Linked DNA regions of Homo sapiens: region 1 is linked to region 2. Evidence: chromatin contacts called from ENCODE Hi-C or POLR2A ChIA-PET data. All regions are on one chromosome and are shown on one strand. The core of a region is the stretch at or near the end of the contact, and the rest is flanking DNA. Distances in the headings are between cores, read along the strand shown.

Region 1 (2,700 bases), core at 26-2,525, 75 kb after region 2:
TTTGTACTAATATTCTACCCTCCTAATACAATTCTACCCTCCTTTGTCAAGGATTTTTTTAAAACATTCTGAGTCCCCTTTTCTGACCTCTCATCAGATGCCGAATTCCCCTCTATCACACCCCATTGTTTGGAAAATGAGTAAGTGCTGATTAAATCCCATTTTGACCGTACTGTGAGAAAAAAATGATGCATTAGGAATCTACACATTTCCCTGCACTGTCATTCTGCAAGGGGGTGGGGAAGGACGTTGCTGATTCTTCTGCATCATCCACAAAAGTCCCTCCCTCCCCCTACCAAAACACAATCTCTCACCCAGTCGCACAAAATTCCCATCTGCTCCTGTACGCACAATGAATGTACAATGCACACGTGCACACAAATGTCCTACAGTGGAAAGCTCAGCCTTCATACTCCATCCCCAGAAGCACTCCTGGAAACTCATCCATCCTGCACATGCACACAAATGCCTCCAACAATGTGCATACAAAATATGTTCAACAGAAATAGTATAGTAGGAACTCTGGAGCCAAATGCCTGAGTTCATATCTGACTTTGCAACTCACAGCTGTGTGACCTCAAGCTCCAAGTACCTCGGTTTCCTAAAGTATAAAATGGAGATAATAACAATATTAATGTTTAGGATGGAAGTGACAATTAAATGAGTCTAATACACGTACAGCGTTAAGATCAGCACTTGGAAAGCGCCCAATAAAAATTATTATTTTCCTCCTCGTGACATATGTACACTGCTTCCACAACTTGATACGAAAACTCCTGACGCCGCGTAGGCAACTCGTCTCCACAGGATAGACACCCAAAGGGCCGCAGCGCCGCCCGCACCCGGAGGGTCTGCGCTCTCTACAACCGCCCCACGCCGTTCCCAGGCGTGCTACCCCGCGCAGTGCGCACGCGCGCCCCCCACCAGGCCCAGCGCCAAGCAGGGAGTAGCGGCTCAGCCCGGCTTGGCCGCTGGCGGAGACGCCCCGGGACCCCGCGCGCCGGGCCTGGGTGCACAAGCCACCTTCCCCAGCTCGCTCCCCGCCGCCACCGAGGCTCTGGACGATCTGGGCCTGGCCTCCCTTCCTCCCCTCCATCCCCGCTCCGGGCCGGCCGGCTTACCCGAGGACGGGGAGCTTGGGGACACAGCGCCCCGCTTGCTGCGTCCAGCCCCGAATCCAGGGACGGGGCAGCGGCCCGGGCAAGGCTCCGGCCCCCCGTAGCACTCCTAGGGCTCCTGGACGGGGGCAGGGCACCCGGGCCGAGGACGAGGAAGTGCCGGGGGCCTGGCCGGGCCGCCCCACCCCTGGGAAAGTCCCCGGAGACTGGCAGGCCACTCGCCCAATCGCGCCGCGCGCTCCGGGCGGGCCCGCGGCCGCCTGGGGTGGGACCGAGCGAGGTAAACACCGGCTGCCTGCGGTTCCGGGGGCCCGCGGTGTCTCTCGTCCCTTCGGCGGCCTTCCCCTCTAGGAGCGACTTCCCTGGGGCCACCGTCCCGGGCCTGCGCGGCGCCTTGCCGCACTCCCAGCGCCGGAAGCCCCTGTCGAAGGCCTGGGGCCACCTTGAAAGCCGGAATTTCAGAGCGGAGGCGAGCCACAGAGACCACCCAGCCCCTTCCTTGTGCCGAGGGGAACACAGGCCAGAACAGGGAGGGGACCTGCCAAAAGGCACGTAAGCATTTGGCCCTAAGCCAGAGCTGGAGCTCAGGCCCCCAGAGTTCCGTCCAGGGCACTCCAGGACTCTTCTTAACAAAGCTATAGAAATTCCGAGCTGAAAAGACCCATAAAGACTCTACCGCGAACATTTTTTGCTCCAGACATTGTAAAGGATTCCCAGACATCGTAAACGCTTTGCTCCAGACATTGTAGATGCTTTGCGTGCATTATTTTCTTCGCACAATCACGCTAGGGAGGTGGGTTTTACTACCTTTTCTTAAATAATATTTGAGTCACAAAAAGGTTAGATGACCTCAGTAAGGGGCTGAATCAAGATTCAAACCCGGGTGGGCAAATCCAGAGGCCGCCTTCCACCCTACCTACTTATATGTGGGCTAGATAATCCCAACAGACTGGGATTTCCTAGACCGGTAAGGAACATAAACTTGCTTTAAGGGTAGGAAAGCTTTTTAAAAGCTTATCCTTTTATTTTTAAAAAGAAAGAAAGCTAAATTTTAATTCCAAAAAGTGGAAGGTCTAACCTTGGAATAAAGAACAGCTCTTTAAACTAAATATAGCTTTATGAAAAACCTATTGCAAAAGACCCATTTCACTGGTACTGTTGAAAACTTAGTCATTGACAGGCCCTCATCCTCAAAAAGAATTAGGGGAAAGGATTTGGGGAACTGTTTAATACACACCCTCATTTTACAGAAGAGAGACCCATCAATCAACTGTGACTTCGCAATAATACACACACAGATACTTGCCCAAATTATATACCTAATCTGGGGATTCTCCTATAAGGCTTTGTAACCTCCTAGGGTTCCTTCAGTTAATTCAACGGTGTTATCAGATCTTCAAAACGATATTCATTCTAGTTTAATTATGAAAAGAATTACACTTATGCCTTGATTCAGAAGGGAGGGAGGGAGGAAGCGATGCAAACTCCAAAGCACCACTGAGTCTCACCACTGGGGGATCCTACAGAGAAACTGGGAATCCTGGCCCTGGTTTACATAGCAGCTCCCAGGCATCGTCTCCAC
Region 2 (2,700 bases), core at 98-2,597:
CATATATATTTTAAATGATGTATGTGTAGGCATAGAGAAAATTCTGGAAAGCTAAATCCATGCTAATTGTGATAAAGGGGAGGAGTTGGGACAAACATGAAGAGCAGAAGGGGTTAAATGGGGTTTTAGCATAGTTGTCAGGTTTTAATTTTATAAGAAAAATGTAATCATCTGTTACTTATGTGAATAAAAATTCTCAAAATATTTTTAAAAAGAAAGATTCAATGGGAAGAGGAAGCAATGGAATAGACAGGAATACATTCCTAGACTCTAGGTAGGACACTGTTACTGGGAACACTGGGAGAAGTTTCTGGAATGCAAGGTGGAAAAAGGATCCACTGCACTCAGCAACGCTGCAGAGACAGCAGCCAGCAGGATGAGTCCTGTGAGCTCAGCTGGTTGTCAACACCTTTCACTTACAGCCACTAGCTCCTGTGTCCTTGAAAAGTCGCCATGTCCCACCACTGCCCTTGAATGAGATGGAGACTTTCTGTTCTTTTTTGAGTTGTAAACATCCAAAAGCATTTCATCAATTTCTTGTATTTAGACATTCCCTTCCTTTCCCAGAAATTCCACAGTGATATTCTCAGTGTTCTCTTTCCAGTCCTTCAAGCTGTGTATGAAATCTACTTCTTCCCAGTCCAGCTCCAGCAAATACCTGCCTCCTCTCTTGTTCTCCATTCAAAAAACTTCCAATTTGAGGTCATTTTTAAGAGCATTACTGTGGTGGTGGCGGTGGTGGAGTTTATAGAATTTCTCATGGGACCCACAGCATGGATGTGGCTAACACTGACTGAGCACACAAAGGTGCAGGCACTGTGCTAACTTCATAGGAAGTATCTCGGTTAATCCTTTCAGCAACCCCAGTAGGTCAGTACTATTATAACCTCCAAGGTCTTTCTTTCACAGCTGGGACTTAGTGTGGCTGAGCGACCTAAGGAGGTAAGTGGCAGTAAGCTTGTGGTGGGTGACTCTGTGTTTGTCTCACTATGTGAGTTTGTCCTAAGTGATCAATAGGGGTGGGGACTGGACTAGAAACAAGGTCTCAGGTATGCAGGGGTGTTCAGTTTACCAAATGCCTTTATGACCATTAATTCATTTGATGTCACCACAGTGCTTTAATGACATGGGTCATTAGGGAAAATAATGAGATGAGTCAAGCTTTGTAATTCCCTTAAAGTGGTCAAGTCTGGGTTAAGGGCTTTTAGGGCACATTAACTCACTATGTCGTCTTGAGCAACTCTGCAAGGGGTGGGAGCAGAGGGGGCCCCCTTTGGCCCAGCTCTCTACAAATCATCTAGTTCCTAGCAGCCACTCCTCCTGGTCTGCAAATTCTTGGCGAGGCACCCTCCTGCTCTCCAAACCCACCCATTCCAGGCGATCCCTTAAGTGGCAGAGGAGCCAGGTTCCTGGGGTTAATAAGCAGGCTGTTTATAGCCAGCAGCAGTCACGGGACAGCCAGCTGGAAGGTCATGCCCCTTCTGAATGTTGAGGTTTCTCATAAACATTTCCCCAGTGAGCCTTCTGGGAGATGAGGATGACTCTGGGCCCATTGCCCTTGCTGGGGCAGAGCGCCAAGGCCCCATACTCACTTTCTTCTCCTTTCTCCCGAATCTGGCTCTCTTCCTCTTTCCTCCTTCCTCTCCTACTCTGCTGTCATTCCTTCCCTTTCTTCAGTGGAAAGAGGACACGTTTCACAGTAGACACACAGGATAACTCAACCTTCTGAGCCTCAGTTTCCTCCTGCGTAAATGGGGTAATAATGGGACCTTCATCTCAGGATGTAAGGGAAAGTGCTTAGCACTGTGTTAGGCACGCACAGTGGACATTTAAAACATATTGGTCATGTCTTTCCCCCTCCACCCTATCCTTTTGCCCTAATCCTGGCCACTGCCCTGTTTTCTTTCTATTTTCCTGCTCCAGCCCTGCTCCCATTTCCACCCTGGGCACTTCCACCCCACTGATTGTGCTGCTGCTGCCTGGGAGGGTAGACGAAGAAGCCAGGCTTCATTCAGAGGAGGGCTGACCACCGCAGGGCCCGCCTGGCCTTGGCACTTCCCCATGAGACCGCACCCTAGGCCTCTCTGCTTTTAGTAAATAGCCCATGGGAACAGGGGGTGGAGGGAGGATGTAGAATGGGAGAGGCCAAGACATTTTAACCTTTGGCTTCTATTTGCCCTTAATCTGGCTCTTCCAATGGCTTAATGATCAGAGATCATTGTGTAAATTGCTGTGTGACTTTGGGCAAGTCCCCTTCACTCTCTGAGCTTCAGTGAAGTGTGGGAAGGAAGTGAAGAGCAGAAGTTGGGTAGAAGTGCAGGTCCTGGAACCAGACCATCTCCACCACTTGCTAGCTTGGAGTACATAACTCCTCTGTGCCTCAGTTTCCTCAACTATAAAATGCAATTTATAGTATACCTAATTTATAAAAGCACTTTTAAAAGTGCTTAGAATAGCGCCTAGCCCATAGTTGGTACTAAATTAATCTCAGCTATTATATGCAAATGGAGAGGTAGAACAGGGGTATGTGTGCATGAGAGGAGAGCTGGACCTTCTCTGAGGGTATTCTAAAGTCCTGAAAACCCACATTCCTCCTTTTTGGATAAGAAGAAGACAGAACCTTGAACACAAAGTACTTCTCCCAAGGAGACCATAGGAAACTTGTCAAAGACTTTTAAAGCCAGATGGACCCCTTAGAGG

What was found. Hi-C counts contacts between places; a loop is a spot of excess contacts on that map. ChIA-PET counts read pairs that join two places held with the same protein, here RNA polymerase II (POLR2A). Pooled maps may share reads with other maps.
Region 1: a pooled map shows a loop between it and region 2 (2.0-fold over the local background). The contact joins the promoter of TNIP1 here to the enhancer-like site in region 2. A Hi-C loop is called at or near these places in 1 of 168 maps with a recorded cell type or tissue (gastrocnemius medialis) and 5 of 50 pooled maps. POLR2A ChIA-PET finds 5 or more read pairs at or near these places in 5 of 52 experiments (AG04450, H1, Panc1 and 2 more).

Annotation. Positions count from the first base shown.
Region 1 is chr5:151,079,759-151,082,458 of GRCh38, forward strand. It overlaps TNIP1 (TNFAIP3 interacting protein 1), which reads right to left and starts at 1,276. Exons shown (of 18, transcript NM_006058.5): 1 at 1,122-1,276. RefSeq lists cis regulatory regions at 788-1,576, 1,076-1,845, a silencer at 841-1,510 and enhancers at 1,386-2,096, 1,811-1,870.
Region 2 is chr5:151,004,869-151,007,568 of GRCh38, forward strand. No RefSeq gene overlaps it. Among named protein-coding and RNA genes, the nearest start is that of GPX3, 14 kb to the right of the region's middle. Within about 2 kb of position 1,348, at least 24 of the 41 ENCODE cell types and tissues checked have a DNase peak (open chromatin) inside an H3K27ac peak, as active enhancers do; they include gastrocnemius medialis, where a contact is called at or near this core.